Linked DNA regions of Homo sapiens: region 2 is linked to region 1. Evidence: read pairs that join two places in POLR2A ChIA-PET (ENCODE). Cell type or tissue: PC-9. All regions are shown on one strand. Links, peaks and the distances in the headings refer to the core of each region. The heading gives the core; the rest is flanking DNA.

The links. Peaks named below come from ENCODE experiments on the same cell type or tissue, not always from the same donor. Only the 100,000 strongest peaks of a DNase experiment are listed, where the experiment ranks them.
Region 2: POLR2A ChIA-PET joins it to region 1 with 8 read pairs; 2 of 35 experiments call an interaction of 5 or more read pairs at or near these places.

The regions. Positions count from the first base shown.
Region 1 is chr1:147,805,232-147,810,402 of GRCh38, reverse strand. No RefSeq gene overlaps it. Among named protein-coding and RNA genes, the nearest start is that of GJA5, 47 kb to the right of the region's middle. In PC-9, for the core only: no CTCF peak of the experiment used is centred there; a DNase peak (open chromatin) is centred at 2,212.
Region 2 is chr1:147,690,561-147,695,731 of GRCh38, reverse strand. No RefSeq gene overlaps it. Among named protein-coding and RNA genes, the nearest start is that of ACP6, 23 kb to the right of the region's middle. In PC-9, for the core only: no CTCF peak of the experiment used is centred there; no DNase peak of the experiment used is centred there.

The DNA of each region.
Region 1 (5,171 bases), core at 365-4,364:
TTTGTGGTGGCGGGAATAGGTTTTGACACAAGTGTACATTTCTTTTTACCTCCTTGGACATAACTGTCCCATCCTTCTCCTAGGCCGCTTGCATCTCTAGATATCTATGAACATATTTACTGACTCAGGAGCAGTAGCCAATGAAACGCCACATGTGGTAGGCAGCTTTACTTGTTGACAATGATGTGTGCACTCCCCGATGGCTGCACTCCTCTGGAGGTGGAGAAGACATCCCTATTGGCCTTGGGCTGGGCCATGGGACTTACCTTGTCAAGTGGAGTATGAGCAGACATGCCCTATGCCATGGCAGAGCTGAAGATGCTAATGAGCTGGTGTGGTTTGGCTGTGTCCCCTTCAGAGCCTGTGCTCCACAGTGAAAACAGGTTATCTTAGACGATGGCCATCCCGTTGCTATGGGTCACTGAATGAAAAGATAAATGGAGATCTGTGGAGACCACCAGAGCCAAAGCCAATTCACAGCCCTCAAGAAATAAATGTTTGTGTTTGTAAGCCACTCAGATTTGGGAGTTATATGTTGCTGCAGCAAAATCTGACTAATCCAGTCAGATTCTGTGCTAAGAACTTTCAAATGTTACCTCATTACCTGTGCAGTGGATCATTCCATTTTCGTGGATGAGGAAGCTGAGGTCCACCAAAGTCAAGCAACTCGCATAGGATTATAAAAAAATGAAAACAGACAAAATTCAAATGTTGGGGAGTCTATCTGACTCCCCAACTGTTATGCCATGTACCACTTTCTTTTTTTTGATGTGATCCAACAGAAGAGGAATAGAAAACGAAGTCCTTATGCTAACTTCAAACACCCTGTGTGTAATTGGACTTCTCTTTCCTGCTGTGGCCCCACAAGCCCAGGAGACTCCATTCCTCTCTACTCCCTCCTTCAAACCCTACTCTGCTCCATTCCATTCCACTGCTGAAAGTGCTCTTTTCATCTCTCATTTTCTTCCAAATAGCTATTAAAAGTGACCTTTTCTGTGAAATGTTTCTGGAATGATAAAAGAGAAAGTTTGGTCTCTCTTATCTGATTATTTCTAAACATACATGAAAATTGCTTGGCTATTTCCTCTGCATTATTCATTCCAAAATACACCAATTTTTGCCTGACTCTGTACATGTGTATACTGCCACACTTAGTAAGCACCTACTGTGTGCCAGCCACTGTACAGGGACTGTACACTGTACAGAGTGAGAGGTGTCAGATGCATTGCTGGAAGACCATAAAACCTAGTGGGAGATGGCATGTTATTAGCTTGGTGCAAACTTAACTGTGGTTTTTGCATTGTTGAAATTGGCCATTTGATATTGGAACACATTCTTAACTAATGTGGTTATGTTATACATCATTTTAACGTGCACTTCTTGCTTTTTTTTTTTTTGCTAATGACTTATTACTTGCTTTTTATTTTATGTTTATTTTAGACTGTGGAAATGATGTTAGACAAAAAGCAAATTCAAGTGACTTTCTTATTTGAGTTCAAAATAGGTCGTAAAGCAGTGCAGACAACTCACAACATCAACAACACATTTGGCTAGGAACTGCTAATGAACATGCAGTGCAGTGTTGGTTCAAGAAATTTTGCAAAGGAGATGAGAGCCTTGAAGATGAGGTGCATAGTGTCTTGGCATTGGAAGTTGACAACGACCAATTGAGAGCAATCGTCAAAGCCGATCCTCTTACAATTACACAAGAAGTTGCTGAAGAACTCCATGTTGACCATTCTATGGTCGTTCAGCCTTTGAAGCAAATTGGAAAGGTGAAAAAGCTGGAAAAGTGGGTGTCTCATGAGTTCAGTGAAAATTTTAAAAATCATCATTGTGAACCATCATTTTATTCTATGCAACAACAACGAACCATTTCTCGATCAGATTGTGACATACTTCGAAAAGTGGATTTTATATGACAATCGGTGATGACAACTCAGTGGTTGGATGGGGAAGAAGGTCCAAAGCACCTCCCAAAGCCAAACTTGCACCAAAAAAAGTCGTGGTCACTGTTTGGTGGTCTGCCAGTCTGACCCACTACAGCTTTCTGAATCCCAGAAACCATTACATCTGAGAACTATTCTCAGGAAATCGATGAAATGCACTGAAAACTGCAAAGCCTGCAGCTGGCATCAGTTAACAGAAAGGGCCAAATTCCTCTCCATGACAACCCCCGACTGCAGGTTGCACAACCAGTGCTTCAAAAGATAAACGAATTGGGCTTTGAAGTATTGCCTCATCCACCATATTCACCTGACCTCTTGCCAACTGACTACCACTTCTTCAAGCATTTTGACAACTTTTTGCAGGGGAAATGCTTCCACAATCAGCAGGATGCAGAAAGTACTTTCCAAGAGTTGTTGAATCCCAAAGCACAGATTTTTTATGCTACAGGAATAAACAAATTTGCTTCTCATTGGCAAAAATATGTTGATTGTAATGGTTCTTATTTTAATTAATAAAGAAGTGTTTGAGCCTAGTTACAATGTTTAAAATTCACGGTCCAAAACCACAATTAATTTTGTACCAACTAATATTAAAAGTGCTAAGCTGTATACAATAAGTAAGTATAGGCTTGTAGTCACACAGAGGAGGGCTCAATGCTCAGCTTGGGAGAAATGATTTAAAAGGTTTCCAGACACAAGAGCTGAGTCTTGAATGCAAAGTGGGAGCCACTTGAGGAAGAGGCAGGAAAGAAACAGCACAAGCAAAGACACAGTAGTTGAGTTTAGCTGAATTGTAAGTCGGGTGAAGGTAGTGGCTGGAGATGGTCTAGAGAGACAGAGGCGCTGTGATGCCTGAGGGCCTGGTATTAACGCAATAGGTTGCAATGCTAAGGAAGGTAAGAGAGTGCCTATATATAGGATTGTTTTGGTCAGGCCCACATGCTGGGGCAGGCCACACGACTAGTTTGTTTTTGAAGCCCCCTTATATCCTTTTCCCCATTTCTTCATGTGTGCTCCCACCCTGACCCTTATCAAAACCTTTTCTAATGAACTTCCTTTACCCTCGGGGGCAGGTTTAAAGCATTACTCTTTTCAGGCACATCTGCATCCTAACAAGGGATTAACTCACAACACCAACAAGCATTTTCTGACACTTTTCTTTGCCCAGCACTGTGCTAGGCACCATATACACATGCATTATGTCACTTGATCCTTATAACCACCTTGTAAGAAAGGTACTATAATTGTAATTGTTTGGACAAAGAGAAGGCCAAGTCTTAGCAAAATCAAGGCAGATGAAAGCCAAGATGTGGGAAAAGATTTTGGAGGTGAGGTGGGGACTGTGAGCAGGATTTAGAGGGTAGGGAACAGCTTCCAGTGCCAACATTCCACCGTGCAGGCTGACCATTGATATATATTCCTGAGGCTATGAGTCCTTCATAACTTAGTACTCAGTATCAGAAAAGAGACCAGGACGAGCTTCATGGTGCAGGGTGCCTTTGGGTTAGTAATTGTTATTTTCCGGCACACATATGACTTGGCCAATGACAAGTCATGTATAATGAGCCATATAATGGGACTCTATACATTTAATTTTTTTTTTTTTTTTAGTCTTAAGAGAGGGAGAACTGGAGAGGACTGTGTCTACACTATCTGCCTGCCTCTGGACCTTTAAAACTACCCAGTCCTGTAGGAACCTTGTCCCCACCCATCCAGAAAGACCACAGAGGCCAAACTAGGTATTTGCTGAGATCACCCACGGCCTTCTTAGCTCATACCCAATTTGTCCTTGATCTGACACAGTCTCCCCTGACCCTTAACTTGACTTTACTCAGATTCCTCCTTCCGGTTCTTTGGGTTCAGTCTTCCCCACTTTCCCTGAGAGACTCCAGCTTGATTTTCCTCTCTGTCCAGTGCTAAATAAATCTAGCTGCACTCATGAAAACCCAGGCTTCTTATCCCTCGGTGTCAGGCAGATGGGAGCAGGGATGCTGATACAATTGGGTGTTTAATAAAGCCTATTGATGAGGGTAATGGTAATCACTATTCCGGAGCACACCTTTCACCAAGCCTCATGTGTTACATCAGTTAATCCCCAAGGTTTCCACATCGCTAGATCACATGGTTAGTTCTCAGTTGTCTTCTTACTTAAAATGACCTATAGAGCTACACTCGACTTTCTACGCTGGTCTGGCCTCTTTGGGATTCCCTCCTTTTAGTCTCCTGTGAGAGTTCCTCTGCTTCCTCCTCATCTCTTAATATTAGTGTGAACTAGGGCTTGGTCCTTTCCCCTCTTTTCCATTTATATTTGCATCTTTGGTGACCTCATTCACTGTCATGATTTTTTATTTATTTATTTATTTATTTATTTATTTTGAGGCAGAGTCTCACTCTGTTGCCCAGGCTGGAGTGCAGTGGTGCGATCTTGGCTCACTGCAACCCCTGCCTCCCGGGTTCAAGTGATTCTCCTGCCTCAGCCTACCAAGTAGCTGGGATTATGGGCACCCGCCACCACACCCACCTATTTTTTTTTTTTTTTTTTTTTTAGTAGAGACGGGGTTTTGCCATGTTGGTCAGGCTGGTCTTGAACTCCTGACTTCAGGTGATCTGCCAGCCTCGGCCTCCCAAAGTGTTGGGATTACAGACGTGGGTCACTGAGCCTAGCCTACTGTCATGACTTTAAAACCTTTCTCCTGAACTTACATATCCAGCAGTCTACTTAACATATCCACATCTAATAAATATCTCAGCTCATCCCTCTGATCCACCCTCAGAGTTCCCCATTTTAATTGATGGCAACTGTATTTTTCTGTGGAGTCATCTTTTTCTCCCCGCCTTCTTTCCCTTATACTCCATATCTGGTCCTTCAGCAAATTCTGTTTGCACTGCCTTCAAAACATGTCTGGAATCTGACCACTTCTCACCACCCCACCGCTACCACGTTTGCTATTGCTTCCCTGGATTATTGCAACAGCTTCCTATCTGTTCTTTCTGCTTCCACTCTTCTCTCTACAGTCTATTATCAACATAGCAGCCAAATAGGTCTTTTTAGAAAGTATAAGTCAGACCATGTGTCTCCTCTGCTCAAAGTCCCGCAATGGCTCTCTACTTCTCAGAGTGTAAAAACCAAAGTCCTCACAATGACTGATGTCATCTGGTGCTGTTACCTTTCTGACTTCATTTCCTTCTCTTTTCCTCCTACTCCATTGCTGGACTCCGGCT
Region 2 (5,171 bases), core at 499-4,498, 110 kb after region 1:
AAATGGTTAAAATGGTAAATTTGATGTTATGTATATTTTACCACAATTTTTTTTAAGTGATTCCCACTGACTGGCAAGGCTGTAAGGCCATTGGTGTATAAGCTCTTTGAAAGCATGGGCTACATGGCATGTTACCCAGAATTTGAAATCAGACAGACATGAGTCCTAGTCCTCTCTCTACTAATACATGTTAGCAATGAGAATTTGAGTAACATATGCCAACTTCCCAAGCCATAATTTCCTTATCTCTAAAGTGGAGTTTATTATAACTATCAGAATGGTCTCTGTCTGTCCAGTATCCATTTTCCTTTCACATAATAGGATGCCAAATCACCCTAGAGAGCTACCCTTTCTTCACCCTTCGCCCATAAGGTTTAATTGTCTGAGTCCACTCTAGAAATTAAAGAGGGCAGCTGGGCACAGTGGCTCACGCCTGTAATCCCAGCACTTTGGGAGGCCAAGGTGAGTGGATCACGAGGTCAGAAGTTCAAGATCAGCATAACCAACATATTGAAACCCTGTCTCTACTAAAAATACAAAAATTAGCCAGGTGTGGTGGTGTGCACCTGTAATCTCAGCTACTCAGGAGGCTGCGGCAGGAGAATCACTTGAACCCGGGAGGCAGAGGTTGCAGTGAGCCAAGATCACGCCACTGCACTCCAGCCTGGTGACAGACTCCGTCTCAAAAAATATATAAATAAATTTTTTAAAAAAGTAAAGAGGACATATGATCTAGGTTTAGTCAATCAGTGTATTTCCTCCCTCTGGGCACAGCCATTGGTTTGGGAATGGGCTTGAGATCTGAGAAAGTTCAACAGAGGTAATCCCAAAACTTTTGCTGGAGCAGCTAGAAAGAATTTTTCTCTTTTGACAAGGGCTGCCAACAAGATAGAAGGTAATTGTGGAGGTACTGGGAGCCACTAATGACTATGAAGGGAAAGCCTACCAGAGAATAAAGAAGACACAGGAAAAATAGAGCCAAGAGATGGAGAGTGAGATAGCATCAAGATAGGATCATCTAGTTCCTGGATCCAGCAGCACCTGAAGTCCACATCTGTATATTTTGGATATATGAGCCAATACATTTGATTTTTTGTTTGTTTTATGTCATTAAGTTGTCTTTTTATCTTTTGCAACCAGAAAAATCCTGACTAACACACTTACCTTTCTTTGTTACTGGAGGAAGTAAATGTAATAATTATACAGCAGCCTGGCACATTGTACTCTGTCCTATTCACCTCTGAATCCCACCCAGAACACGGTAAATGCCCAACAAATTTTGCTGGACGAGAACACAAAATTGGGAATTGTGTGTCTTACCTGCATTGTGCAAACTCAGAGTATGAGCATAAACCTAGCAAAGCATTGTGCTTCCCTGGGTAGTGAGTTCCTTCTTTCACGAAGCTGAAACTGGCATGATGTGCTGGCAGACTAACACTCTACCAGTATAGGGTCATCACTTCAGAATAATTAAATTGAACACTTATTTAGTGCTTACTATGAGCAAAGCACTGATGAAAAGAACGGTGAACACAAACAGACAAATGGAATCAAACACAAAATAAAGTTTATTAGAGACGATCACCTGCCATGGTTTGAATGTATCATTCAAAGTTCACATATTGCAACTTAATCCCCAGTTGAACTATGTTGAGAGGTGAGATCTTTAAGAGGTGATTAAGTCATGAGTGCTTTGCTCTAACTGACAGATTAATGTCATTAGGAGTAGGTTCCTGATATAAAGGAACTTTCCTCTCCTGCTCTCTCTTGCCCTTCAGCCTTCCACCAGGGGATGATGCAGCACAAAGGCTCTTCCCAGATGCCAGTGTCTTGATACTGGACTTCCCAGCCTACACAACTGTGAGAAATAAATTCCCTGTCTTTATAAATTAACCAGTATGTGGCATTCTGTAATACCAACCTAAAGGAGACCAAGACAGCACCTAAAGGATTGGAGTGTAGTAAATGGAAGTCTGTCACTCTGCCTATGGGACCAGGAAAGGCATTTCTCAGGAAAGGTGGCCTCGAAAATGAGCTGGGTCTCGAAAATTAGTATGCACATACACTAACATTGCCTAGGAAAAGAATACCTATGAGCAGATATAGCCTGTCCTGTTTTAGGATTGCAGGAGAGTGGGCTCATTTAGCACTCCTATATAAATTAGCCTCTGAAAGGGGCTTGAGAAATTAGGCATTAGTTTATTTTAGTTTGTTTTTTCCACCAATTCTACCCACTTCCTCCTTTGGGGAAAAAAAAATCTTCCCCTATAACAAACAATATAATGTTAGTTAAAAAATCATATCAAAGTATGTCGCTTGTAATTATTTGAAAAATAGTTTAATAAACTAAGCTCTGCAGTTGGAGGAGGGATATGGATTGCTTTCCAGGTAATTTAAGGGATCCTGAGCACATAGCTATAACACAGCTGTTTCTAGGGCTCAGGGAGAACTAGCCTTTCCAAGACCAATGTCCCATTGGTTTATCCTGCCAAAAGCTCTGGGCTTGTCCATGAAGCAGTGACTGTGGGGTTAGATGAGTAACAGTGGATTGGATCCTTAAAATCACCACATCTCACCTTGAATGAGCCATAGTTGCAGAAAGAGTATTTCATTAAGGAAAAAGTCATATTTCCTACCAAAGAGGTAGAGTGATTTCATGGATTTAAAACCACAAGGTACTAAAATAACATCTGACAGGAAGGTAGAGAGGGCTCCTGAACCTAGAAATACTTGGACTGAGAGTCTGAGTGTCTTGATGTAATAATGTTGCCATTTTCTCTTATTAGTCTAGTTACCAGCAAACTATGGATCCCTCAAAAATCAATTCAGTACCATATGACCTGCCAATTCTACTCCTAGGTATGTACCCAAGAGAACTGAAAACATGTTCCTAAAAGACTTGTACACAGATGTTCATAGCAGCATTGTTCATAATAGCCTTTATTCACATAGCATTATATAATGCTATGTGAATGCTATGTGAATAGCATAGAATAGTGTGTTACGTGAATAGCATTATTCACATAGCACATTATTCACAACGTCTATCAACAGATAAATGGATAAATAAAATATATATTATACTGTGGAATATTACTCTGTCATAAAAATGAAGCACTGATTCATGCTACAACACAAATAAAGCTTAAAAACATTATGCTAAATGAAAGAAGTCAGACACAAAATGCATATATCGGATGATTCCATTTATATGAAATGCCTAGAATTAGGGAATCCATAGCGACAGAAAGTAGCTTACTGGTTGCTAGGGGTTCAGGGGAGGGAAGAATGAAGAGTGAGTGCAAATGGGCTTGGGGTAACAAATGAGTTCTGGAATTAGATAGTGGTGATGATTGTGCAATTTTGTGAACATACTAAAAATCAGTGAATTGTAGTCTTCAAAAGGGTGAATTTTATGGTACATGAACTTTAGCTCATTTAACATACAAAACAATTCAGACAGATCCAACTTCATGAAGATGTCCCTGAGCCTCATGGTTAGAACTAACCAGTCCCTCCTGTGCACAACCTTTAGAGCACACTGTTATTGTGGACTAATGCAATTTTTCATGTATGCCAGCCTCCTCTGATAATAGTAAGCTCTTCAGAAGCAGGATTATGTCTTGTCCATGTCCGTATCCTCAACTGGGCACAGTGCTTGAAATTCAGCACATATTCAATAAATATATGTTGAATTGAAGATATTTTCCAAGACTTTTACAATCTGCAGTAATACTGAGCAATCCATTTATAAATATAATAAATAGTACATATAAACTGTGTGTAAGTTTTTTGTGATATAAAAATGAAAGAGGCATAGTCTCTACCTTTGAGGAACTTATATATTTTTGACAAAAATAAGTAGACTTAAATACCTACAAAGCAAGGAAGAAAATAAGTGCTATGTAAACGGCATAATGATCGACACCTAATAGTTCAAAGAAGTAAAAATTACTACCTGAGTGTGATGGGGAAGATTTTTTTAAAAGATAGTTGTATAAAAGTGAGCTTTAGGGATGTAACAAGATGTTAAAAGGAAAGCTTCAGCTAAGGCACATTCTAGAGCTATGTGTTGGACCAAAATGCAAACACTTTCAAAGTAGGTGGTAAAAAGGGGTGGAAGGGTTGGTAACTCTTTTTTTATTATTTTTTTCTTTGAGATGGAGTCTCTCTCTGTCATCAGACTGGAGTGTAGTGGCGTGGTCTCAGCTCCATGCAACCTCCTTCTCCTGGGTTCAAGCGATTCTCCTGCCTCAGCTTCCAAGTAGCTGAGACTACAGGCGCGTGCCACCACACCTGGCTAATTTTTGTATTTTCAGTAGAGACGGGGTTTCACCATGTTGGCCAGGATGGTCTCGATCTCTTGACCCCATGATCTGCCAGCCTCGACCCCCCAAAGTGCTGGGATTACAGGCGTGAGCCACCGTGCCTAGCCCTGGGTTGGTAACTCTTAAATGATTACCCACACTGATGGCGTAAAGGGATGCTGAATTGGAGATCAGGAAGACTTTTGAAAAGGATTTCTTTGGAGGGAAGTATTGGGTTCCAAGAATTCTATCCTTCTCATTATGGGGGAAAAAGGGGAGAGAAGAAGAGAGGAAAGGACAGGAGAGGAGAGGAGAAAGGGGGAGAAAGAGGGTGGGGGTGGGAAGGAGGGATATCTGCTCCTTAAATCAAACCAAAGGACAGAACTTTTATGGAACCATCCGTGGAGCTTAATATGTGTCTTCTAAAGTTTGAGGGACACAGGGGACTTCTGACTGGTTCATGCTTGAGAAATCTAAATCCAGAGTGCTGAGTTATGGGGAAGGGGCTGCATTCCCAGAGTTTTCCTGGACAAACATGTTTCCTATGGACCAGATGTGGCCCATGAGGGAAAGGGAGTTGTGTGGTGTTGCTTAGCCCGTGTTTATAATGACCTCCTGCAGGAGTGAGGAGCCTCAATACAGGAAAGCTGGAGATGAACTGCTGCTGGATACCTAAGGCTGCAGAAAGGTGGGGAAAAGGAAGAGTCTCAGAGCAACCCATGAAAATCCCTTAAAAGAGCAATCAGCTTTAAACATCTGCAAAGGCCAGAGAGCACCAACTTGATCACCTGCACAGCACCAGTCAACTAAGAACTTTGCTAGTACTCCTTCATTGATCTCCCTTCCTAAGCTCCAGATCCTAGA